Linked DNA regions of Homo sapiens: region 1 is linked to region 2. Evidence: chromatin loops called from intact Hi-C (ENCODE). Cell type or tissue: CD4-positive, alpha-beta T cell. All regions are shown on one strand. Each heading gives the region's core, and the rest is flanking DNA. Links, peaks and the distances in the headings are about the cores only. Region 1 holds the start of FBXO9 (F-box protein 9). Region 2 holds the start of TMEM14A (transmembrane protein 14A).

The links. Hi-C counts contacts between places; a loop is a spot of excess contacts. Peaks named below come from ENCODE experiments on the same cell type or tissue, not always from the same donor. Only the 100,000 strongest peaks of a DNase experiment are listed, where the experiment ranks them.
Region 1: it touches region 2 in a loop (4-fold over the local background); 45 of 110 quality-filtered maps call a loop at or near these places.

What each region holds. Positions count from the first base shown.
Region 1 is chr6:53,062,957-53,075,730 of GRCh38, forward strand. It overlaps FBXO9 (F-box protein 9), which reads left to right and starts at 2,448. Exons shown (of 13, transcript NM_033480.3): 1 at 2,448-2,836; 2 at 8,101-8,187; 3 at 10,525-10,683. The coding sequence starts at 2,834. LOC128031835 reads left to right here and starts at 2,646. Exons shown (of 1, transcript NM_001414736.1): 1 at 2,646-2,717. The coding sequence starts at 2,646. The coding sequence ends at 2,717. RefSeq lists a silencer at 2,371-2,940. In CD4-positive, alpha-beta T cell, for the core only: a CTCF peak has its summit at 7,933; a DNase peak (open chromatin) is centred at 7,955.
Region 2 is chr6:52,665,814-52,678,587 of GRCh38, forward strand. It overlaps TMEM14A (transmembrane protein 14A), which reads left to right and starts at 5,300. Exons shown (of 5, transcript NM_014051.4): 1 at 5,300-5,432; 2 at 11,274-11,359. The coding sequence starts at 11,290. LOC730101 (a long non-coding RNA gene) reads left to right here. Exons shown (of 3, transcript NR_024405.1): 2 at 576-705; 3 at 936-3,340. RefSeq lists enhancers at 4,516-5,016, 5,005-5,164, 9,445-10,005. In CD4-positive, alpha-beta T cell, for the core only: no CTCF peak of the experiment used is centred there; a DNase peak (open chromatin) is centred at 5,278; H3K4me3 peaks cover 1,283 bases; H3K27ac peaks cover 354 bases.

The DNA.
Region 1 (12,774 bases), core at 5,012-10,011, 400 kb after region 2:
AAAAGGTCATCTGGCCACTTGACATATGTATAACATTGATATCTACCTTTGTGTTTACCTATTTAACAGCCAGCCCATATGGCAAATGAAAACTGAAAATCATTATCAGTGAAAAGATAGAGACACGACAAGGAATCTAACAAGTCATATACTACTCCCATGAAAAGCAATTTCTAAAGTAAAATGATCAGTTTTAGTCAAATTGTCCAAGCAGGTCTACCTGGCAAACAAAGGTACTGTCTTGGTCTACCTTTTAGCAAGAGTCTGCTAGGCTAGTAAGTAGCCTAGATCAGTAGTTTTGGCCTCAGGAAATTATAATCCTGTAAATATAATATGAGAATATAACCTTGTAATGAGGTCTAGTGGATACTGTGGAACTGACTGAAAATAGAAAATTAGTAGCTATGAAGCATAACAGTATTTTAATGCTCAATTTATCTTTACAAATATTATTTTATTAAGCTTTAATTACTTGCTAGAATAAAAGAAACCATCTGTGTAATTGACCAGGCTATTTTAAACTAGCACTCAACATTTTAAATGAAACAGATTTGTTCCCAAACTATTTCAATACTTCATTCTCAGTATGTAAGAGTCACATTTATCATTTTATTCTATTATAAATCTTAGATTTAACCTTTCCCCCCAATTTAAATTTCAAAATTCAATTTTAAGGAGTTCATTGGGAGGAAATTTATCCTTAAAAAGACTTAAGCCCTAGAGTCTCCTTTAAAACAAAAAATTTAAATTTTTGGCCTCTTTTAAACAGTAAGGCATTTTTTATAGGTAGCTGACTTAGGGTGCAAATAAAAACACACGCATCCGAAGGGTGGATCCCAATATTAAAACATGGCAGGCCGGGCGCAGTGGCTCACGCCTGTAATCCCAGCACTTTGGGAGGCCGAGGCGGGCGGATCACGAGGTCAGGAGTTCGAGACCAGCCTCACCAACATGGTGAAACCCCGTCTGTACTAAAAATACAAGAATTAGCTGGGCTTGGGGGCGCTCGCTGTAATCCCAGTTACTCAGGAGGCTGAGGCAGGAGAATTCCTTGAACCCGGGAGGCGGAGGTTACAGTTAGCCGAGATGGCGCCACTGCAATCCAGCCTGGGCTACAGCGAGACTCTGTCTCAGCAAAACAAAACACGGCATTTGGACTTCCTTATTGTAGCTCGTTCTCTCTCCCCTTCACTCTCTCGCTCTCTCCCCTCCCTCAGCACTTTCACCTCCATTTCTGTGCCAAAGATGTACTACAATTTTTTTTTTTTTTGAGACGGAGTCTCACTCTGTCGCCCACGCTGTAGTGCAGTGGCGCGAACACTGCAACCTCTGCCTCCCGGTTTCAAGCGATTCTCCTGCCTCAGCCTCCTGAGTAACTGGTATTACAGGAGCGCGCCACCAAGCCCAACTAATTTTTGTATTCTTAGTAGAGACGGGGTTTCACCATGTTGGTGAGGCTGGTCTCGAACTCTTGACCTCGTGAGCCACCCGCCTCGGCCTCCCAAAGTGTTGGGATTACAGGCGTGGGCCACCGCGCCCAGCGGATATACTGCATTTTTAATCTCTCCAGAATAGAATGGATTAGAAATTTAAACTCTGTAAACTCGTTGAATGTTTGGAAGCCTATTAGTCCCTGGCACCACTAGAAACTTTAAAAACTCAGTAAATGTTTGCTAAATTAAAGTTATAGGCTATGAAGCCTATCAGTTTTCACAAAACAGGCAAACCCGTAGTTAAAAAGATTTAAATTGTGTAAAAGCAAAGTATCACCTTATGAACAAGTACATTCACTCAAGAAGAAATCAGGTAGTTTGGGCTTTAAGAGGTGGGGCCGAGGACCAAGTGTAAGTTCCGGTGCTCAAACCTGAGCGGCCGACTACAAATCCCAGAGTGCCTCGCGGGCGCCGTCTCCACGGCACTTGGGTTTCAGGGCCATGGAATCGCAAGCCCTTTTCGCACTGCATTATGGGATCTGTAGTGAGACATGCCTTGCGTTGGCTCTTTCCTCCTGCTGGGCGCCAAAGCGCGTCTTTTCCTCAATCTCCAGTCTGTCTGTGCTCTCAAAAACTTTAGTCGTTATAACAACTGTGACTGTTGAGAAATTTCACTGTTTTCCTGCATTCCTGGCGCGGGACTCTAGCCAGAGGCTCCGAGGACTTTGTAGCGACTGTCCCAAGCGTCCAGTTCGATGCTTCTCAGGGCGGCTTGCTTTAAGGGCCCACCCCTAAATTTGGGTTGTAAAAATTTTTGAGGTAATGCTTGTTCAAGTTCGCTTAAGTGTTCACTCAGCCCAACACGCGGGTTGGGCTTGAGGTTCGGCACCCGGGCAGCCTCACCCCCCGCGTCAGGCGCGCGCACACAGTAGGTCCGCGACCCTTAGCCCTCCACTAGGCAGCCCGCGGGGATGGGTGGCCGGGCCGCCCACACGGGCAGCACCGGCACTGCGCATGCTCGGCGCGTCGGCGCAGGTTTCCGCAGCTGAGGGGGCAGCTCCGCGGCGGCGTCCGGGGTCTCCAGTAGGGCTGACGCTCCGGTGCTCGCACAATCCCCCGCCTCGGCTGGCAACGGGCGTCCCTCCACTCCCCGAGTCCCCGGCAGCCGCCGCCACCCCAGCGCGCCCCGATCTGGCCCCCTGCCCCGCGAAGATGGCTGCCGTACGCCGGGCCCGCAGTTATTGCCGCTGCCTGGTGCGCTTCTCCGACCGAGAACTCTGCTAAGCTCCGCTGCAGAGACAGGCAGGAGTAGACACCCGGACACCCAGCACCCCTCCTCCGGGGGGCGGTGCAGAGGGGGCACGGAGAGCCCCTCGAGCGCAGCAGGCCGCCCCGCCAGCATGGTAACCTGGCCAGGGGGCTCGAGGGTGGACGCCGCGGGGCGGGAGCGTGGTGTGCAGAGGGGCCGGGCCTAGGGCTGGGGGTCGGCGGGGACTCTGGGGAGGAGTGGGAGCTTCACGGCTGCCACCCGTTAGAGGGCCCTGGCCTGAGAAGGAGTGCGTCGGGGGGCGGGGGGTGCCAACCCTGGCTTCTCCCCAGGATTCCTTCCTGCTGAGCCTCCCCAACCCCCGCCGAGCTCGATGTGAGGAGGAGGGTTTGCAGGACAGCCGGGGAAAATGTCCCTTCTCGGCTCACTGAGTATATTGAACCAGTCTCGGTCCTCTCAAGGGATTTTATCAGAAGCATTGAGCATAGATTGAGGTAAGCTGTCACAGCGCCTGAATTCGGGAGGGAGCTCTGGCAAGAGGAGACACTTGTTGATTGCTCTTCTGCGGAAAAGCCAGGCCCACCGACAGTCCCTGCCGGCACCTTGAGGAGCCCTGGGTGTAGGACGCATCTGCCCCGCGAGGCGTCATTCCCTGGGAGGATGTTGGCAGGCGGTCCTGGCGGAGTGGGGTTGGAGGGTTCGTCTCCGCGGCGTCGGTGCCGTCCAAATGAGAGACTGAGCTAAGTTGCAGAGCTTGACAGTGCAGATTCCATGAGACTGTTCCATATTGGAATACGTAGTCTCTGCCCTATGCCTTTCTTTGGTTTAGAATAAATTGTTCATCTGAGAAACTAATCTCTGGCTGGGGCTTAAAGAATCAGGGATGCAATAATTCCAAACGATTTAATTTATAGTGGACTCAAATATTTATTGCATAAATGAATGGCTGAATTTATTTTTATTAAATTAATCTGGAGGATAGAAAAGGCAATTGCCCCTGCCCCTAAACTTTCAGAAGTAGTTCTCTGACCGGGATTAAGTACTTAGCCTTTATAATTTATTAATCGCACCTGTGAAACAGGAGTAACATGATGAAGACATGGACTACTCATACACATGAGCTATTCAAGTGAAGGTGATATTTAGGTCAAACTCGATTATGAAAAATAAAAGGAAAACCTCCAGGTGGCATCTGAGGCCCTACTTATTTCAAGTAGTAGTTGAATTGACCAAATGTCAACTCAGCCGATCCCAGATATAATAGTTTGTTTTTGTGATCATACTGTCAAAATCAAAGTAAGAATGGTTTAGAGCTCCACTGTAACACAGGGGAGAAGAAAGATGCTGTCTATATTACACTTCTCCCATTTCCTTTCCTCATCCTTCAGATACACATTATCCAGATGGCATTTTATTTGTCGATTCAGCCAATATTTTTGAGTACCTATTAGCCTGGCATAGTGTGAGACTCTGGTACAATACTAGATCTTCAATATAACCAAACCTGCAAGGTGATTTATGATAAACTTTTAATCACAGAATGTCACATGAAAAGGGACCTCAGTAGATCACCATACCTCTTTATAGATGTCCCATAGACATGACAGCTGAGGCCTAGACAGGCCTTTACTACAAATCAAGCAATGTGTTTGACCTTATGGTTACAGAGGTAACTGAGATGTGTTCCTGTCCTGGATGCCTTAAATCTAGTAAATGAAACAGCCAACCTCAGTACAAATGTTGTGATAAAAGTAAGCACAAGTGTTATGGGAACACAAAAATGTTGAAAAATGCTTCTGACTAAGATGAACCCTGAGCTGAATCTTGAAGAATGAGTAGAAATAGCTAAGTGAGGAAGAAGGCATTCCAGATAGAGCAAGCAGCGTATGCAAGCCAACTGGACAGAGCAGGGGAAGCTCTTGAAGTCAGTTTAGAATGACTGCTAGGCAAGAGTTAGAAAACTAAATTACAAAGGATACCCCACAGAACTCAGGTCCCCTCGCATTACCTGTACTTAGAGTTTGCAATAATAAAGCAGACTCTTGAGAAGAGAGAGAAATACACTTCTCAGTGGGATTTATACGCTCAGTCTTTCATTACATATTTTCCTACTAATGGTGTTCTTAGTAGGAAAAGCTCCCAACTTAAAGAAACTAAAAAATAATGTATTTGACAATACATTAATCCTTAAATTTTCCATTTTTCTAGAAATTCATCTGAGTTCTTGATCTCATTTATTTCTTCACAGATGTGTGCTTTACAGTGTGCCCAGCATTTTACCATATACTAACTGGTTCAAGTCTGAAAGGCACCTCTGCTTTGAGTCTGCTTGCCAGAGATAAGATAGGAGGCAAGGCTAATTTATGTTCTGTAATATAGTGCAAGTATATCTGGTAGCTGTGTTAAAGATGTGTGTTAATATAAACATTACCCTCCCCCCCCTGGCCGCCCTGAAATAACATATGACTAAAATTTGCAATTGTAAAACTTACCATCTTTGGAACCAGTAAAATTAAATGGGTTTTATTATTATCTAGCTTACCTTGAAGGCCATTTCCCTGATTGCCACATTTCTTTACAGTAAGTGTTGAGCAAGTTTCATTTCCTAATAAATCTATTAGCTAACAGACTGAACTGAGGCAACATGCCATTTTCACTGGAAGGTAGGATTTAGTTTAATTTAGCAAACATTTATTGAGAATAAAAGGATAAAATTAAAGTCATCTGATTGAAACCTTTATTAGGCTCCAAGTCACACACAGTAATTCCAGTCTAGCTTTATTCCACTGAAGCCGATCCAATATATAAAAATTGGATTTATAGACAGATAAAATAGAAGGGGTTTCTTTACAAAAGCATTTACTATTAAAAGTCTTTGACTAAGCTTTCCTAGTACATATAAAATACACAGAAGTCATATTTTCATAGAACACATTTAATAACATGCTAGCTGTATAAAAGAAGTGACATCATCTTACGGAATATATATATATATGTGTTTTTTTTTTTTTTTTGAGACAGGGTCTCTCTCTGTCTCCTGGGTTGGAGAGCAGTGGTGCAGTCTCGGCTCACTGCAACCTGCATCTCCCAGGCTCAAGCAATCCTCTCACCTCAGCCTCCCGAGTAGCTGGGGCTACTGTGTACCACCACCCCCTGGTAATTTTTGTATTTTTTGTAGAGACGGGGTCTTGCCATGTTGCCCAGCCTTGTCTCAAACTCCTGGGCTCAAGCAGTCCTTCCACCTCAGCCTTCCAAAGTGTTGGGATTACAGGCATGAGCCACCACACCCTGCCTGGACTGTATTCTCTTAAGTGATCCATGAAGCAAAAACTATCTGCTACAGCCAGGTATGGCTGCACAAGCCTGTAGTCTCAGCTACTCAAGAGGTGGAGCAGAAGGATCTTTGGAGCTCAGGAGTTTGAGGCCATCCTGGGCTGCATAAGGAGACTCTGTCCCAAGAAAGCAATAACTATTTGCTGAACTCCATAGGACAACTAAATGTTACTATTTTCTGAAACAAAGTTGTTATTTTTAGCCACCTAACAATACATTTTAACCTAGAACCCAGTGGATTTGTTTATTCTACAGTATCAAAAAAAATTCAAGTATCAAGTTATATCTGATTGGTATCATTAAACTTACCTGTGAAGAAGATAACTATAAAGAAGCAATGTTGTATTTCATTAACATGAAACATTAGAGTATTTTCTGTTTTGGGACTTGTAGAAGTTTATGGACACTAAAATTATTTGGGCTTTTTGCCTTAGACTCAATTATGTTTGGAACATCTGTCACAGCACCTTGTCAACTGCATTCTAGAACATTTCTCCTCCTGATGGAAAATACAACATGACCTATGAGGCAGTCTTGCAAAAGAAAAAAGAAATAGCAGAATCTAATCTAGCCTTTCAAGATCCTGCCACAATTTATAGGAAATAAGAGTAAGAGGTCAAAGGAACATATTTATTGACACCTCAGCAAAATCTAGCTTCTACAGAAAAACGACCCAGTTTCATCCCAAATAAATTACAAGAAAAAAGAGTGAGGATTACAAAAGACTTGAGACATATCAAGCAATTACAATGTGGACTTTATTTGAATCTTGATTTCACAAACTGTGAAATATATGTATTTTACATATGACATCTTGAGAAATATGAATACTGTGACTTGATATTTGATCTAAGGAATTACATTGATAATTATTGAAGTTGGGTCATGAGTACTTAGGGATTAATTCTCTTTAAGTGTTTTTCTCATAAAAAGTTTTAAAGTCTTGTAGAACTAAAAAAATACCAAAGATGTTCTAATTTTATTTCATTTTTTTCTAAGAAGAATAATATTTTTCTTTTCTTTTTTCCTTTTTTTTTTTTTTTTTTTTTTTATGATGGGGTCTCTGTCATCCAGGCTGGAGTGCAATGGTGCAGTCTCGGCTCACTGCAACCTCCATCTCTCAGGCTCAAGCAACCCTCCCACCTCAGCCTCCCAATTAGCTGGGACCACAGGCGTGTACCACCACGCCTGGCTGATTTTTTGTATTTTTAGTAGAGATGGGGTTTCACTATGTTGGCTAGGCTGGTCTTGAACTCCTGACCTCAAGTGATGCTCCTGCCTCAGCCTCACAAAGTGTGGGGATTACAGGTGTGAGCCACCGCACCTGGCCAGAAAAAGAGAAAATAATTTTTATTATAGATTATCAGTAGTTATGTATATTAATGAAGAATTTGGCTTCATTTACCTAATTAGATTAATCATAAATCATTTATGAATAGTAATAGACTTGAATTGTTACTTTATATTACACAGTTGGCCCTCTGTACCTGCAGGTTCTGCATCCTGGGATTCAACTGTGGATCAAAAATATTTGGGGGAAAAAAAGCAATACAACAATAAAAAATAATACAAATTAGGAAAAATATACTACAAGAACTATTTACATGGCATTTACATTATAAGTAACCTAGAGATGACTTAAAGTATATGAGAAGATGTGCATAGGTTATATGCAAATATGCCATATGAGGGACTGGAAAACCCAGGGATTTTGGTGTCCTGGGGGCTCCTGGAACTAATCACCTGTGGATACTGAGGGACAACTGTAATTAAATTGATTTTTGGATGGATGCAACTGATGTTAAATTTGGCGGGGGGGAAATGTTAGGATTCACAATAACGTGAGTACTGTGGGTTGGAGTAGAGAATATGCTTTTCAGACTCATTTTCCTTTGGAAATTAATAGTAAGGTCTCAAGTGCCCCCTACAGCCTTGCTACTCAAAGTGGGTTCCACAAAGTGTTGACAGTATGGTACTAAATAGAAAGTGGCTGAATGAGAAATGTAGATTGCAGAGGGCAACTGGTGTGTTTATATGCCTGACATTATTTGGGTTTTCCCCCCTCAGGCAGAAGCTGAGGAAGATTGTCATTCTGATACTGTCAGAGCAGATGATGATGAAGAAAATGAAAGTCCTGCTGAAACAGATCTGCAGGCATGTTTCTTCAATTGTGTCTTTGATTTTTATTCCATTGTTCCCATACATATGCAGAAATTGATCATAATCATGGGTATTTGTAGGTTATTACTGTTTGCATGGAATTTAACTGTTTCCATACTGGTTTATAGAATACTTAAAACTATGTTATGGCTTTCTTTGTGAAAAGAAATATCAATAATGGTTGCTTGTAGTTTAACATGGGTTTAAAGTATTCAAACTAAGGCTTACGCATGACTCAAAACCCATAATCTTAAAAAGATTGATGGGTTTGACCACCTAAAAGTTTAAAACCTGTGTATAAGAAAAGGCATCATAAATAAAGTTAAGAGAAATAGCCAGCTGGAAAAACTGTTTATTATATATGGGCAGAGGATTCATCTCATTACATAGAGCACTCATATATTTGGAAGAACAGAGGATAAAAAGATATGAGTGGACTGTTAATGGCAAAATAATACAAATGGCCATTAAATATTTGAAGAGATAATTAGCCTCATTAATAATTTAATCAGATTGGTGAATAATGTGCATCGCTGTCCAAGCTGTGAGAACACTCATGCAGTGTACATGAAAATGTAAATTGGTACAGCTTTCTGGAGGGCAGACTGGTGATATGGATCAAAATGAAAAACATGCATTCCCTTGATACAGCAATTCTACTTCCAGGAAATTAATTTTAAGGAAATAGTGGGGAAAGTAAATATGCAACTATAAAGATGTTTAGTATAGCATTGTTTATCTGGAAAAACATCATACAACTTAAATATTCATTACCTGTTATTAAGTAATGATGCATCCATACAGTGAAAACACTACAGCCATTTAAAAGGATGAAGTAAATCTTTATACATTAAAAGAGAAAAAAAGTTGCTGTAACTAGTTAAGTGTGTCTCACTGCACTTGTAAGGTTAATAATAATTATTTGGAACAGCTCATCTAGTAGACATTGAATGCTGCTAAAGATTCTGCAGGTCAGAGATCTATGTGTAACAGGTTAAAAGCGTAGCAACAAAGCAGTGTACAGAATATAGAGAAAAATTAATTTAAAACATTCTAGATACGTCTTTTTTTAAAAAAAAAAAAGGAAGCCAGGAATAACATATGCATCCCTGTTAGCAATGGCTGCCTTTGGGCAGAACGTGTAACCCAGTTTGGGTTCCCCAGGAAGCAGACTAGGTGAAGATTGCTGTGCAGGAAGTTTATTAAGGAGTATTCTTGGGATCAACACCTATGGAAGGGAGAGAGGGAAACAAATGGGCAGGGAGAAGACCAGCTGCAATGCAGTCTTAATGGACTGCTTAGCCATCCTCGAGGGAGTTCTGAAGATGAAATACCCTTTCAGAGATGACCTGAGTTGCAAAGAGCCAAGACTTTATTAGCCGTTGATCAGTCATTGGGTGGGGATTGAGAGGACAGTGTGATTTTGCTGAGGCAATACCCAAAAGGGCTGACAACTCAAGTGTTTTCAGATAGAACTCTCAGCAGTTTGGGTAACAAGTTCTTTATTTCTGAAAGGGAATCTGGGCAACACACCAGAGTCTACCTTATAGGGTTCACTTTTTATGTGCTTTTAATTTTTTTTTTTTTTGAGATGGAGTCTCGCTCCATTGCCCAGGCTGGAGTGCAGTAGCACGATCTCTGCTGACTGCCAACCTCTGCCACCCGAGTTCAAGCAATTCTCATGGCTCAGCCTCCCAAGTAGCTGGGATTACAGGTGCCCGCCACCACACCTGGCTAATTTGTTTGTATTTTTAGTAGAGACAGGGTTTCACCATGTTGGCCGGGCTGTTCTCGAACTCCTGACCTCAGGTGATCCGTCTGCCTCGGCCTCCCAAAGTGCTGGGATTATAGGCATGAGCCTCTGTGCCTGGCCTTTACATTTTTGAAATAACAAATATTTGAAAAAACATTTTCTTTTTGAAATACAGAATGTTAATAGATTTTGGGCTTACCTACAGAATTTTTGGCAGCATTCTTAATGTCTACTAGATGATATAGTCATTAAAAAATTATTGGAAGCTTATAACTTCAGTCTGTAAGTGATGGCTTATATTTTCAATTCTAATTAAAATTTGGTTTTCCAATATAATTTGACTTTTGGTGTACTGACATGTATTTTATGCTAATTTTCTTGATTCTTTAAGTTTTGAGCAGAAAATTATTTTAAAAGATGTATTTAATGGATATTTAATAATTCAGAAGACAGTGATTTCTGGACTTAGAGTAATAAGTATATACGTGGAAGTAGATAGATGTTGGACATATTGATACATTGTTCCAGAGTTGAGCTACCCTTCCTTGATGAGTCCTAAAATGCTGTTCTCCCCATAGGCACAACTCCAGATGTTCCGAGCTCAGTGGATGTTTGAACTTGCTCCAGGTGTAAGCTCTAGCAATTTAGAAAATCGACCTTGCAGAGCAGCAAGAGGCTCTCTCCAGAAAACATCGGCAGATACCAAAGGAAAACAAGAACAGGCAAAAGAAGAAAAGTTAAGTATTATAGATATTGTAACAAATTACATTTTTTTTTTTTTGGCACATGGAAATTTTCACTGACACAGTAAGTAGGCATTATAACCAGACTTTCGGGACATAAACACATATCTTGTAAAATAAAAATTTTGACTAGTATACTAGTTTATATATTTCTCACAATTTCTTCTAGGTACTTTGGATGGTACCACTACTCCTGCATGGCTTTTTTCTCTGTGGGTACACTGTCTTCATTGAGCTGTCTTTTGTTAATTTATAGACCTCTGGGATTCATGTGGTTCCTAAAAGATTGGTGTCTCTGAATTTATTAACAGAACCAAAAAGAAAAAACAGAATTTTCTAAATTTATTAATAGAACCAAAAAGATTGCTCACATGTTAATGTCTTTCCAGAGGTCTTAATTTCATGCAGTATTTTGTTATATTTTGAATTGATCAGCTTACAATAATGCATTAATCATTTCCTTATTCTGGAAAATTTTGAAATATTTTCACACTGAAAATATTTTGAATGCTGTCTAACATTCATATCTCTTCTGGTACTTACTCACACAGAGTAGGCACAGCATACCATTTCATTTCTTATTCTTCTTCCATAGAGGCTGCCATCTTTTTACCATCAGATCCAAGTTTGTGTTTATAATTAGTCATCAAATAATTGGCATTACCATGATGACTTACCTTCTATCTCCTCTTAATTTTTATTTTGAAATAATTACAGGTCCACAGGTATAGGGAAGTCCTGTGTGCCCTTTAACCTCCTCCGATGGTAACAACTTGCATAACTATAGTACAATATCAAAAACGAGGAAATAGACATTGGAACAATCCACAGTTTACTTGGATTTCCTGAGTTTACAAGCACTTGTCTGTGTGTATGTGTATAAATAGTTGTTTGCAGTTTTATTACAAGGTAGCTTCATGTAACCACCACCACAATCAAGATACAGAACTGTTTTATAGTTATATACTCCCTTTCCCTAGCCATTCGTAACCACTGGCAACCACTAGTCTGTTCTCCATTTTGTAATTTTGATATTCCAAGAATGTTGTATAAGTGGAATCATCCAGTATGTAACCTTTTGAGATTGGCTTTTTTCACTAAGTATAATTCCCTCAAGATCAGTCCAAGTTACTATGTATCAGTAGTTTGTTCCTTTTTATTGCAGAATAGTATTGCATGGTATGGATGTACCCCAGTTTAACCATTTATTGGTTGAAGGACATTTGAGTTGTTTCCAATATTTGGCTGTTATGAATGGAGCTATGGAAATATGTGTGTAGGTTTTCTCATGAACATAATTTTCACTTCTCTGGGATGAAACCCCAAGAGTACAATTGCTAAGTTCTATAGTAAGTACATGTTTGATTTTAAAAGAAACTGCCAAAGTGTTTTCTAGAGTATCTTATATTAAGTTCCCACCAGCAATGTATGAGTGATCCAGTTCATCCTCATCAGCATTTAGTGTTGCTACTTTTTAATTTAATTTAATTAATTTATTTATTTATTTTAAGACAGAGTCTCACTTTGTCGCCCAGGCTGGAGTGCAGTGGTGTGATTCCAGCTCACTGCAACCTCTGCCTCCCGGGTTCAAGCGATTCTCGTGCCTTGGCCTCCCAAATAGCTGGGATTACAGGCCCCGTCAGTAACGCTGGGCTAATTTTTGTATTTTTACAAATTTGTATTTTGTATCTAGAATGCAAAAAGAACTTCCAAAACACAATATTAAAAATATTAGCAATCTAGCTGGGTGCGGTGGCTCACTTCTGTAATCCCAGCACTTTGGGAGCCTGGGGTTTCACCATGTTGGTCAGGCTTGTCTCGAACTCCTGACCTCAAGCAGTCTACCTGCTTCAGCCTCCCAAAGTGCTGGGATTACAGGAGTGAGCCACTGCACCTGGCCTTTAATTTTATTAATAGCCATTCTGATAGGTATGTAGTGGTATCTCATTGTCATTTTAATTTGCATTTCTCTAATGGCTTGTGATGTTGAACATCTTTTCATGTGCTTATTTTTCATCTATTAATATATATTCTCTCTCTGAAATATCTGTTGATGTCTTTTCTAATTGGATTACATATATATAT
Region 2 (12,774 bases), core at 2,541-7,540:
CCTGTAGCGCAGCTTTATGTCTGGAGGAAGCAAGTCTTAGACTGGGACTGTCAGGCCAGGAAGAAAACTCAGAGCATGGACAAAAGGTTCAGAGGGAGTGAGGACCGATTTATATGTGTTGAGGTAAACCAGGTGGATTTCTGTTTTGGAGAAAATTGGGAAGTCAGGCTTAGGTAGAGGGTGGTGTGTTTGGAGGGGATAAAATATTTTGTGCACCTGTAGTTTGTGTATTCCACCTGTGGTAGAATCTTGTGGCTCAGAAAGAAAGAACCTGCCTCGGGTAATGCTACTAAGAAATGCCAAACAGAATTAGAACCAGAGTCTACTTAACCCCCTTCTCAGAAGAAATTGTCCAGGTTTTAGCACTGAAAGTCTTACATCTTGGGAAACTGAACCGTCCCAGTTTTAATGCTAAAAGTCCCTCATCCTGGGAAATCCCTTAGCTGTGGTTTTAGCACTGACAGTCCTGCTTCCTAGGAAACTCCTTACTTCTGGTTTTAGCCCTGAAAGTCCCCAAACCCCTTAGTCCTTGGCAAATCTGGATGATTGATCCACTTACCCTTCTGTTGGAACAGATCCTAGAGCAGAAGGAGCACAGGCTGGGCTGCCATAGCATGGACCCCCAAAAAGCCACTGTCATGAAGAAATATCCTGTGAAGAAAATCTTTGCAGGGCACCTGAACTCCCAAAGCCACTGAGGAGAAGGTAAGGGAGTACTTTGGTGAGTTTGGGGAGGTGAATTTCTCCCCAGGATATGGTTTATGCTCCCCACCAGCCACCAGTGGATGCTTTTTTCTGTTTTCCTTGGCTGGTGGAGTTGTCAGTGGAGCTGCTCTCACCTCCTTTCTTGCCTTTGGAGGGCCGCCTTTTCTGAGTTCCCTTTAGGGCCTGAGCCAGGGGAAGGCATTGGCCCTGAGCTTTGCCTGTGTTTCCAGATGGAGGCCATTGAACTTTCAGTGGATCCAAAGTCTAACAAAAGACAATGTCTTGTTTTCGTCACCCCCCAAAGAAGAGGAACCTGTGAGAAATATTCTGGAGAAATTTAACACCATCAGTGGAAGCAAGGTGAGGAGTCTCTACCTCCATGTGCCTCCCCTCCTGCCTCTGGAGAGGTAGCCCTTTGGTTAATGGCAACCCAATAGGGTAACCAACCATCCCATTTTAGCATTGAGAGCATTGTGTCCTGGGAGACCCTTCCCTGGAATGTAAATAATCCTGGTTTTAGCAACAAAGTGTGGAAGGTTGGAGGAAATGCACAAAACCCGTAAGTTTTAGAGGGTCTGAAAGCAACATTGTCTATCAAATGGATACGGCACAGATTATTCATCTTTACTTGTTGTCACCCATTTGACCACTGATACTGGCAACCATAATTTGTAGTTCAGAATGGTCATCCATCCATCGTTGCATCATTCAAAGTGATGTGGCTTAAGTGTATATAATGATTATTAATAGTTCATCTTCGACTTTGCCTGTGGATTAATTGGTGTGCTTTGTAACAAGATAGTGCTAGTTTAATTTTTTAACATTGTGAATATTGTGACCATGTTTTCTAAGAGGTCAGATAATGAGAATGGTTATAATACCAATGCAACCATGACCCCATCACTGAAGAAGAAGGCTAAACGACTATGTAATTTTGATGATGGATGGAAGGACACATACTACTGAACTAGGAAGGTAAATAACCAAAACAGAGCATACTACATAATATACAGAAAAAAATTTGAGATTGGACATGGTGGAGAAGGGGATGTGCAAGCACATATGGAGGGCAAATCTCACAAGTAAGATGGGACAGGTGAATGCTTCTAAACCAATCAAAAATACCTTTGTTTCCCCAAAAGACACCAATGCTCAGTCAAAAATAGCAGCTGCTGAATTAGCATGGGCATACCAGGCAAATAAGCCTGCATTGTCATAGCGTTCCCTTGATTGCTCTATGAAACTGAGTAAAGTTTCATTTCCTGATTCAAGAATTGCAGCTAAAATATCCTCTGGACAAAGAAGAAGGGAAATTTTTTGATAACAGATGTGTTGGCTCCTTACAGTATAAAGCCAATTTCTGTCATATCTCACCAACAATCCTGGTTTCTACAGTACATCAATTTTAAGTAATATGCCAAATCATGGCAGCAAAAATATGTTCCCTCTAGCTGTTAGGTACTTTGACTTGAAAACAGGAGTTTCAAATCATCTTCTTCATTTCTGTGAGGATTTTAATGAAACTGCTGAAATCATAAAATATTGTTGATATTTTGTCTAAATACAAACTAGACTTAGCTCATCTATCTGTGTATTCGTCAGACAGTATAGATGTAAAATTTTGGCAAATTGCATTCAGTCTACAAACTTCTTACCAAAGAAAATGAAAAGATCTTATCCATTCAATGCCTTGTACATCTTATATACAACACTGCTAAAAAGGGATGTGAGTTGCTTAAATGTGACATTGAGACTTTCATAATGAAAGCTTTTGGTTACTTTTCAATTTCCTCAAAAAGTGCAAAAGCACTTATGGAGATTTTTGACTTCACAGAAATGGAAGGTAACCTCTTTAGACGTGTGCCTGCAAGATGGCTGTCATTGTAAGTGAGCCATAGAAACGATGCTAAAATGTTGGCCTGCCATAAGATCATATTTTCAAAGGACAAGAATAATGTCCTTTGACATTGTTTGAAATCTGAAAGGAGAAAAAAATCAAGAATCTGAAGTGGGCCTTAAAAAAATCAGTAAGTCCCTTGTGACTCTGATTTTTATGAATCTGTCTCTCAAAAGCCAGGGTGCCCCCAGAAGAACTGAGACAAACTGAGTTTCTGAACATTTGAAAATGAGGAGCAGGCTCAGGATCCACAGGGTGTAACCATCCCGTGAGGCCCTGCCTGAGCAGCCAGCCAGTCAGTGAGGCTCTTCACCTTACTTCCATTTCTCTGATTCCATCTATGTACAACTTACGAAAACTTGCATTATTATAGACTGGGAGTTCTTAAATTGGAATCTGTGAATCTAAAGGGGCCAGAGGATAGAAATCAGGAAATCTGAAAACTTCGATGGAAAAAAGTTTTTATTTATTTCCATCAGGAAAATAGGCAACAAACCACAGCAGTATTAGTACCTGTGTCTCTGTCATCACTAGGAATCACAGATATCCACGTTACAGATATCTTAAAATATTTATGTACAGCACCACTCTGAAATTATGGTAATAATTAGATCCACCCCCTAGGTCTTGTAATCTTTAATATGTTAATAAAGAAGCACATCTATTATGTGACAGATTTAAATGTTTAAGAATTTGATTTCAATGAAATTGCATTTCAATAAAATTGGCTTCCTTTGCAATCCTGTGTATTTTATTTTGTGCATTTCTCCAGACTGCCAAAGAGGTTGGTGACACATTGAAAGTTAAGAGTCTCTGCTGTGGATCATGCATAGAAAGCTTTACAAAACAGTTGAGGGGAATAGGCTTTCCTGCATCCTTACCTTGGGCTGCAGCCTTTCCATTAGCTGGAGAAGGCAGCAGCTGGTGCCTATGAGTTGAGAGGGCAGTGGTCCCTTTGCCTAAGAACCATCCTGTTCCCACATATTCAAGGGTATGGAATTCCCATAATATTCAAAGAGTTTTTCTTTAGTTTTAGGTGATACGCCTTGAGTAGGAATATCATGAGGCTGTTTCCAGCTTCGAGTATGTTGGTGATAGGGTGTAAGGGATCTCAGAGCATCTAGTCTTGTCCATATCTTAAATCCAGGCACTGAGGTCCAGAGGGGAGTTATTTACCCAGGTCACATCAGATGAAGATAATGAAGTATTCCAAGAGGATTTTAGTTTTATTCCAAATAGGGTAAGTGTTCTGAGAGTGTGAGGAGAGAAGGTGAGGAGGCTGGGGTAAGGATGGGCATAGAAGGGGATGGAAAGGAGGGCTGAGAGAACTCAGAACCAAATTTCAGGCTATCACTTTCTCCACGCCACATTCCAGTGCCTTGCCATCAACTCTTCTGTGAATCTTCAGGAATTTTATTAATTCCCCAGGACCAACTTAGACTTTCATAAGTTAGATGTAGTTATATTACTTCCCTGAAGCACTTTTATGCACAAAGAATAGATGTAGCAAACAAACTTCACAAGATTTAATTTTTGAGTTTCCTTTTTTATTCTGAGGAATTCCGCTGTAATTCTCAGTGACACAGAACCTCTAGAGCTACTTCACTATGACAACCTTCTTCAAATCTCCAAAGGGCTGTTACATAAGGAAGAGGGTCGGAGTTCTGTATTCAATCAAGAAGGCAGAAGATTGAGATGATAAGTTGCTACAGGGAGGCATAATTTAAAGTCAATTTAAACTGTAATCCCAGCACTTTGGGAGGCAGAGGCGGGAGGATTGCTTTGAGCTCAGGAATTCAAGACCATCCTGGGCAACACAGTGAAACCCCGTCTCTACAAAAAAAAAATAGTCGGGTGAGGTGGCACACACCTGTAATCCCAGCTACTTGGGAGGTTGAGGCTGGAGAATCGCTTGAACCCAGGAGGCAGGAGGCAGAGGTTGCAGTGAGACGGGATGGTGCCACTGCACTCCAGCCTGGGCGACCGACTGAGATCCTGTATTTAAAAAAAAAATAAGGTCAGTTTAAGTTTCGTTCCTGGGATTGAGCGGATTGCCTTGCATTAGGCAAGGTTTTAAGTGCTTTCCAACTCTGGAATTCTATACCTTTCCCAGTAGATATCTAAACCCAGCAAATCCTGGGCCTGAAGTTTAAAACTAGGATCCTCGTCTCCCAACCACATCTAGATGATCCCATAGTGTAATGAAGGGTGCTTGGGCTTTGACACCAGGCAAACTTGGATTTTGACCTGGGACAACTAAGTCACTTGACCTCACTGAACCTTAGCTCCCTCCACTGACAGTGGGGACAGTCTGCTGGAGGGTGTGTAGAAGACCTCGGGTTGCCTTTTGGAGGTTCTGGAAATGTCCCTTGAAAGATGAATGGAGTTAATTTAAAAATCTTCGCCTTCTGTAATTTTGGCTTCTTGCAAACACGCTTCCTGCCAGTCCTGCTCCGTCAGGCGGGAGGCAGCAAACCCCAGCCCTGGCTCCAGGACAGGGCCGAAGGCAGGATAGACGGAGCAACGGGTCCGGCTGCCGCCGGGATGTTGCAGCACAGGGCCTCCTGGCTGCCTGGCCTACAGGCCGCCCGGATTCAGCCGGAGGGCATGGACCGGGTGGAGTCCTGCAAGGCGAGAAGGGACACAGCGCATGCGCGCGGCAGGGAGGGCGTTTCCAGGAGGGAGCGGCCTTTGCTCAGCGCGAGACGGCTGGGCGCCGAGTGGGACAGCGCTGGTGCGGAGACTGCTTCCGGACTCCAGGTACCGCGCTTGGCGGCAGCTGGCCCCAGACTTCTGTCTTTTCAGCTGCAGTGAAGGCTCGGGGCTGCAGGTGAGCTGTGCATCCCGCAATGGAGACCTTCCTGCTCTGAATTTTCTTACAAAACTGCAGAAATATAAGGGGCGTTGCTTAGCGGGCATCCCCTCCCCCGCGCCAAACCTGTACAGCAAACGATGATGCAGAGGACCTTGAGGGGATTTTGCAGGGCATCGGTCTTACCTCCGCGGTATCATTTTTCTCCTCCTCCCGAGTTTCTGCCTTCTGGTATCCCTAAATATCCCACCTATCCTGCCTCCTACCTTCCTGGATCTGGGGTGGTGGGGTGGGCTCATGGACCATTGCAAAATGCTTGGCAGGATTTTAACCTTCTCAGCACCACCCAGACCCCACTCGAAAATGTGCCTTTTGTGCCCTCCAAGAGCTCAAGGGTAGGTAATTGTTATATCTTTAGCATGTGAAAATGCTTTTTATGTAACAGTTCACCGAAAATCTCTTAATTCTCCGAATTTTGGAGGATTTGGGGCGGGCAGCGAGGCTGTCCCCTGTCACCTTGTTTTGTACCTGGTATGGTAAATCGTTTTGCTGCATTGCATCCAAGATGCGTTTTAGTCCTTCCAAGGCTTGAGCATCACATTTGTGATGAGAGCGTGTGATGTGCTGTGCACATCCTCTCCCACCTTATCCCTTCCATGTTAACACAGCCTCTGGCTTTAATGTGTGCTTCTGGCCTGGCCACATGGCTCCGTCATGGAATAGGTGATTCTTTTGTCTGAATATTCTCTGTGAGAACAGAATCTTCTTGCAAGCATTGGGAGTAGATTTATTTTGCCTCTTTAGAACAACAGTCAGTTCGCTAAGGAGATTAAGGGGCTACCTGTTTCCTGGCAATAAAGCTGTATTGGGTAGGTCAGTTACAGAATGTCTTCAGGCAGAAGCTGTTCCTTTGGTTCACTCACTCATTTATTCATTTAACAAGTATTTTAAGTACCTGCCTTGTGCATGGCAGGGTTCTTGGTGCTGTGAGGAGGACAAAGATAAACTGAACCTTGGTTTGCCCTCAAGGAGCTTGGCTGGCTGAGAGTTGAGAGAATCCCAACCAAGTAAAAGGGTATGGGTCCTCAAGAGAAGATCGCAGGAAGAGCTGGGGGGCTCAGGATGGAGTGGAATTAATCTTTCACAACAGCTACTTAGCTTTAGGAGAAAATTAGGTCTAGAAGTTACACCTGATAATGAAAGAACTCTCATAAGCTTCAGATCTGTATGTAAGGGTGTTTTCCGGACTGTGTGTTGGGCGTCTCAGACTGAATACATTCTAAACAGGTCCCATCATTCCTAGCCACCTCCCTCTTCCCACCGCCACACACCTGCTGCTGTTCCCATGTTCTCTGTCTCAGGGAATAGCATGAGGCTCCCCGACTCCCTACTTCTCCTAATGGTCTAAGCCAGATACCTAGGGGTGAGTCATCTCTGATTCACCCCTGACTTTCCCTTCCCGCCTCAAATTCAATTCTGATTCTACCTCCTGAACTTCTGAAATCTGTCCACCTTCTCTCCATTCTCATTGCCATTTCTCTAGATAAGCCTACCGTTATCAACTAAGCTCTTGCTTACTTTACTGCAACAGCTTCCCGATTTATCTCCCTGCCTCACTTCACAACCCATCTTCACTACTGCAACTGGGAAGTGCTTGCTGGAATTTAAATCTGATTGTGAGGCTCCCTTCAGTGATCCTTCATTGCCCTTAGGACGGAACCAGACTCCCTTTACGGGGCTTATGTGGGTGTACAGCCCTGTCTTTCTCACCAGCACCCTCTCTTTTCACAAGCCCCTTGCACTTTTCATTTTGAGAACATGCTTTCTTGTGCCATTAGGGCCTTGCACATGCGCTCCCTTCTGCCAGGAACACCCTTCCCTGCACCCTCTTCACTTGACTTATTCATGCTCCCCTGTAGGGTAAATGCACCTGACAGCAATAATTAAAGCATACCCTTAGAATGACCCTGTGTGGCAGATGAACCTGAATGTGTTTTCTGAACTAGGGAACCCAGGCCTGCCCAACCCAGAGATTTATTTCTTGTCTATGAAGAACATCTGAGCCCCTGCCCCACCTGTCCCATAGAACAGGGGCCATACGGGGAATTGAGGCCTTGAATTTTGAGTTAAATCAAGTTGCCAGGTAGAGGTCATTGAGGGGAGGGTGTTAAGTGAAAATGCTGCATAAATTGCATGATGTTTGCAAGCGGTTGTTTTCCTGCCCAGCTCACCACCACTGGACTCCCTCCTCTGTTTGTAAGCCCCTAATGGGTCTCTTTTGGCCTCTTGAACCTGTTGCCTTCCTTATTGAGGTTAATAGGGGTTTGGCACAACATCTCTCCAAGGTCCCAGCTGGGACCCTGTTTGATCTGGGCATCCTTAGGCTCCCAGTCCTTGCTGGGTGCCACTCCTTGTTATGGTACCCACACCTCTCCTCTTAGGGCTCATTCACACATCTGCCTCCTACAGCTGTGTTGTACTATAGTTCCTGGAGGACCAAGGCCATGTCTTAGCACTTACCATTGCTTCCTGCTGCCTTGCCTAAAGAAAATGCTAAATAAATAGCTGTTAAGTCGAATTGACTACAAATATATGTTATAATACTATGGTATGATTCATTAACTAAATTACAAATTCACCCTACCTCAGTTTTCTCAGTGTGCTGAAATAGTAATAGCCTTACACATGTCAAGCTTAAAATAGGTGTAAGGGTGAATGAGAAGAGTAATCATTGGAGCAGCTAATATTTGTTGAGTGCTCAGTATGTGCAGGCACTGTTCTAAGTGCTTTACAGTATTAAATCATTTAATTCTCAGAACAATCCTATAAGGTAGATATTTTTGTTATCCCTATTTTAAAGATGGAGAAACTGAGTTATTGAGGTTCCACAGCTAGTAAGTGGTGGTATCAGGTTTGAAGATAAGCATACTTTATAGCATATGGTTAGCTCCTTTAGAAAGATAATAAGTAGGATCAAACATGAGAAGTTCATGGGGCTGAACATTGTAAGTTACCAGATGGAACACAGTGCCCTGTGGTCACAACTTTAAGCTATGAAGAGCATGTGATTGATCCAGAATTGAAAACTCTGAAGAACATGTTTGGTTTACATGTTCGCTTTTTTTCAGCAGCTAACTCAGTTATCAGAGGTGATGTTGCATAGAGGTTAGGACTGAGACTTCCCTAAGTCAGAGATCTTTGTTTTGCTGTATAACCTTCAGGCATTGCTTGCATTCTCTGTGTGCCACTTTCCTCATCTGGAAAATGAGGATAATCATGACAGTACATACCATAGGGTGTGGTCATGATTACATGAGTTGATACACATAAGGCACCTAGAATGCCTTAGAATGGCACCTAGCACATAGTAATTGCTCAAAAACATTATAACCTCTTTATTATTATTATTTGTTTAGCCATCATTCAGTCAGCAAATGGTTTTTGGACCCAGGTTCTCCCTACATGCTACATCCTACTGTACCACTTCTCGGCCACAGATGAGCTCTCCTGTTTTAATTCTCCTTCCTGCAGATGATGAGCATTTTTCAGTGTTGCCTCCTTTTTGGTGCTGTCATCTCCTGTGCCTCAGCTTCCCTCCCCCATACCCTTCCTCATAGTAAGTTCTAGTGGATGACTCTGAGATCAGCTCAAAATTCTTCTTCTTTTTTTTTTTTTTTTTTTTTGAGACGCCCAGGCTGGAGTGCAGTGGCACGATCACAGTTGATTGCAACCTCTGCCTCGCAGGTTCAAGGGATTTTCCGGTCTCAGCCTCCTGAGTAGCTGGGATTACAGACATGCACCACCATGCCACGTCCGGGTAATTTGTTGTATATTTAGTAGAGAAGGGGTTTCACCATGTTGACTGGGCTGGTCTCAAACTCCTGACCTGAAGTGATCCACCAGCCTCTGCCTTCCAAAGTGCTGGGATTACAGGCGTGAGCTACCTCGCCTGGCCCCTTTTTATGTTCTACATTAATTTATTACCAATTGATAATGGGAGATAAAAGGCCCATTAACCTAAATGATAAGCAATGAGAAAATTGTAAAAATATGCAAGGAATCTCACTTACCATTCCTCACATTTACAAAGATAATTACCTTCCCTGTGGAAGAAATATAGACGTGAGAAAGCTCAGAAATAAAGGCACCACTAGGGGTCTTAGAACTTAAAAAGCTGTAAAGAACTCCAGAACTCTTTTCATCTATTCTCCTAACTTGCAGGGAGAGTTGAGGGTGAGGGAGGGGCATGGTCTGAGGCCCAGTGGCCACATCTCTAGCCTGTGGCTGGCACGCTATCTACTGCATCTGAGAGAATTGTGGGCAGGGTTTCAGTGGAACTTCTCACCACTGGGTATGTTTCAGCTGCTGCTATGATGCACAGTAGGATGTCATTGTCATCCATTTAACTTCATGCTGGGGCTATATTGTATTCTTTAGTGATTTGCCATTGATTAAGTGTGGATGTCTCTGCTACCACAGAAGAGCTATCTTGCAAGGAAACTAATGACAAAGCCATTGTTTAAACTGAATTAGTCAATCTCCAAGAAGACATCCATCTGTAAAGAATGAGAGGACTAATATCTGTACAGACATGAAAGAATTATAAGATGGAATTGTGGAAGTTAAGGAATTTAGAGGAGGAAGAAGGCATTTGCTCCAGATCACTTTGATAGTACAGACTAGAGTCAAGGAAATTAGGAGGTAATTAATAAGGGTAGAAGTCAGGGGAGAAGGTTTAAAGGGAGGTGGCATACAGGGGATAGTCGGGCTTTTGGAGGTGGACAGGGAGGGAGGACATTTCAGGCATGGAAGTGAAAAGTGAAGATTGTAGTGTCACAGTTCAGTGAAGAGACCTGGCTGACCAGAGCAGAAGTTTTATTTGGGTAAGTGGAAAGAATTGAACAGCTGAGAGTATGGCAGATCTTGAAGACAGGCAGAGGAGAATCAGCTTGAGGTACCCCCCAGAGTGTGCTTAACAGTGATGAGGATGAAGGGGAAAGTAGAGGGTTGGGAGAGGTGAAGTTTGAACCTCTTTTTTCCCTTGAGACAGGGTGTCACTCTGTCATCCAGGCTGGAGTGCAGTGGCACAATCACGGCTCATTGCAACCTCAACCTCCAGGGCTCAAGCAATCCTCCCAACTCAGCATCCTGAGTAGCTGGGATCACACGTGCATGCCATCACACCCAGCTAATTTTTTGTATTTTTACTAGAGATGGGGTTTTGCCATGTTGATCAGGTTGGTCTCAAATTCCTGGGTTTAAGCCATCTACCTGCCTTGGTCTTCCCAAGTACTAGGATTACAGGCGTGAGCACCATGCCTGGCCGAACTTCCCTTTCTTTAGTAGACTAGAGAAATTAATTTCTGTAATTCTGTGGAATGTCTTTGTATTAGTCATTCTCACACTGCTCTAAATAACTACCTGAGACTCGGTAATTTATGAAGAAAAGAGGTTTAATCAACTCAACTTCCGCAGGCTGTACAGGAGGCGTGGCTGGAGAAGCCTCAGGAAACTTATAATCATGGTGGAAGGCAAAGGGGAAGCAAGCATGTCTTCACATGGCGACAGGAGGGGGAGAGCACGTGAAGGGGGAAGTGCTACACGCTTTCAAACATCCAGATCTTGTGAGAACTTTAGATCATGGAACAGCACTAGGGGGATGTTGCTAAACCATTAGCAGCCACCCCCGTGATCCAGTCACCTCCCACCAGGCCCCACCTCCAACACTCAGGATCACAATTCAACATGAAATTTGGGTGGGGACACACAGCCAAACCATATAAGCGTATCATTTTTAGATACATTCCCTCCCCAAAACTTTTTTATTTTGTATAATTTGTCCTTTCCCCCTTGCTTTAGAATTGCAACCTTGCCAATGGACCTGATCGGTTTTGGTTATGCAGCCCTCGTGACATTTGGAAGCATTTTTGGATATAAGCGGAGAGGTAAGCCTAACCCAAATTTTCATGAAAGGGAATTAGTGGGGGTTTGGAGGTTGTGCTAGGTCATGTGAGGCTCTGTAAGTAGGATGAGAAGCTAAAGATGCCTTAGAGGTGGCTGAAGACCAGCGTGTCTTGGAAGGGACTCATGAAAGGAAGAGGCTTCCGTGGGGCTGAGCATGACAGAGTGTTCCAACCTGGGGGTTCTGGGCCTCTCTTCCACCACAAAACTCTCACTTCACTTCATCATCAGTTGCATAGTTAATTGATTTAATCTCCCTCAGGACCACTGCTTATTATTAAATGAGGATTTTTTTTTTTTGCTTTACATAATCGTGGTACCAAAAAACTGAGTTATATTGATCCTGTGTGTTGTAATGAAAACATTGTTAAATATTCAGTTATCATATCCAAAGTTGTCTCTTCACCTTTGTCCAAAAGAGGGGGGAAAAAAACTCAGGTAATCAATTAAAGAGTTTTCATGGAGAAAAAGGAAAGGTCAAATTTTTTTATTTTACTTTTATTTTAGAATCATTTATAGTTATGATGTCTCCTAGTTATGTTTCATATATATACACAACCTTTAGTCATCTTTCTGACAAACTGTCTCTTACGTTTTAATGACATTTTTTAAATGAAGTTTTTTATTTCAAAGGGTATTGTATTTGTGGCAGTGGTTGACTTGAATTTGAGTGAAAAAGCCAGGTCTACATGGTTACCAGTTAGCTTCCTTCCTTAAAGGCTGCTAAGAAGTCAAAGACCAGAAGCACCGTATAGCTCTTGTAGCTGGGGGGCTGGCAGGTAGAATTGACCATCATCTACGATTCCTTAAAGCCTGTAATTCACCTTGGATTTTTGTTCGTTGTTTCTGTCTTAATGTATGTATTAGAGATGTGTATTTGAAGGAAAAAAAAAGATGATGGCACCAAAGTAAGACCTGTAAACCAAGTACTCAGAGGTTGATGTTTCACAATCTACTTTAGAAAGAACTCAGTTTAAAATGCTAAGATTGTTTTTGAAAAAAAATTTTCACTGTCAAAGACAATGTCTAAATAACTTCTATTACAGAACAGAAAAGAACATCTGGGCATTTTTGCCTGCCTTTATGAGAGGTGGAAAGAAAGTGGGGAGAGAGATATAGAGAGTGTGTGTATGTGTGTGTTTGTGTGTGTGTGTGTGTGTGTGTGTGTGTGTGTGTGTGTGTGGAAGGAATCATTTTATTCTAACTCACATCTCTTCATTGTTTACCAGCTGGTGGGAACAAATGAAATTACATTAGCTGTGAGGTCTCTGATTTCAAGGGCTTGTTGTCCACCTGCACAATATGGTTTCTTGGCCTCCTGCAAGAGCCCCCTACTAAGTGATCCTGGAAGCCCCCAAGGGTATTATGGGTTCACAAGGAAGCTCACTTTGTAGTATAA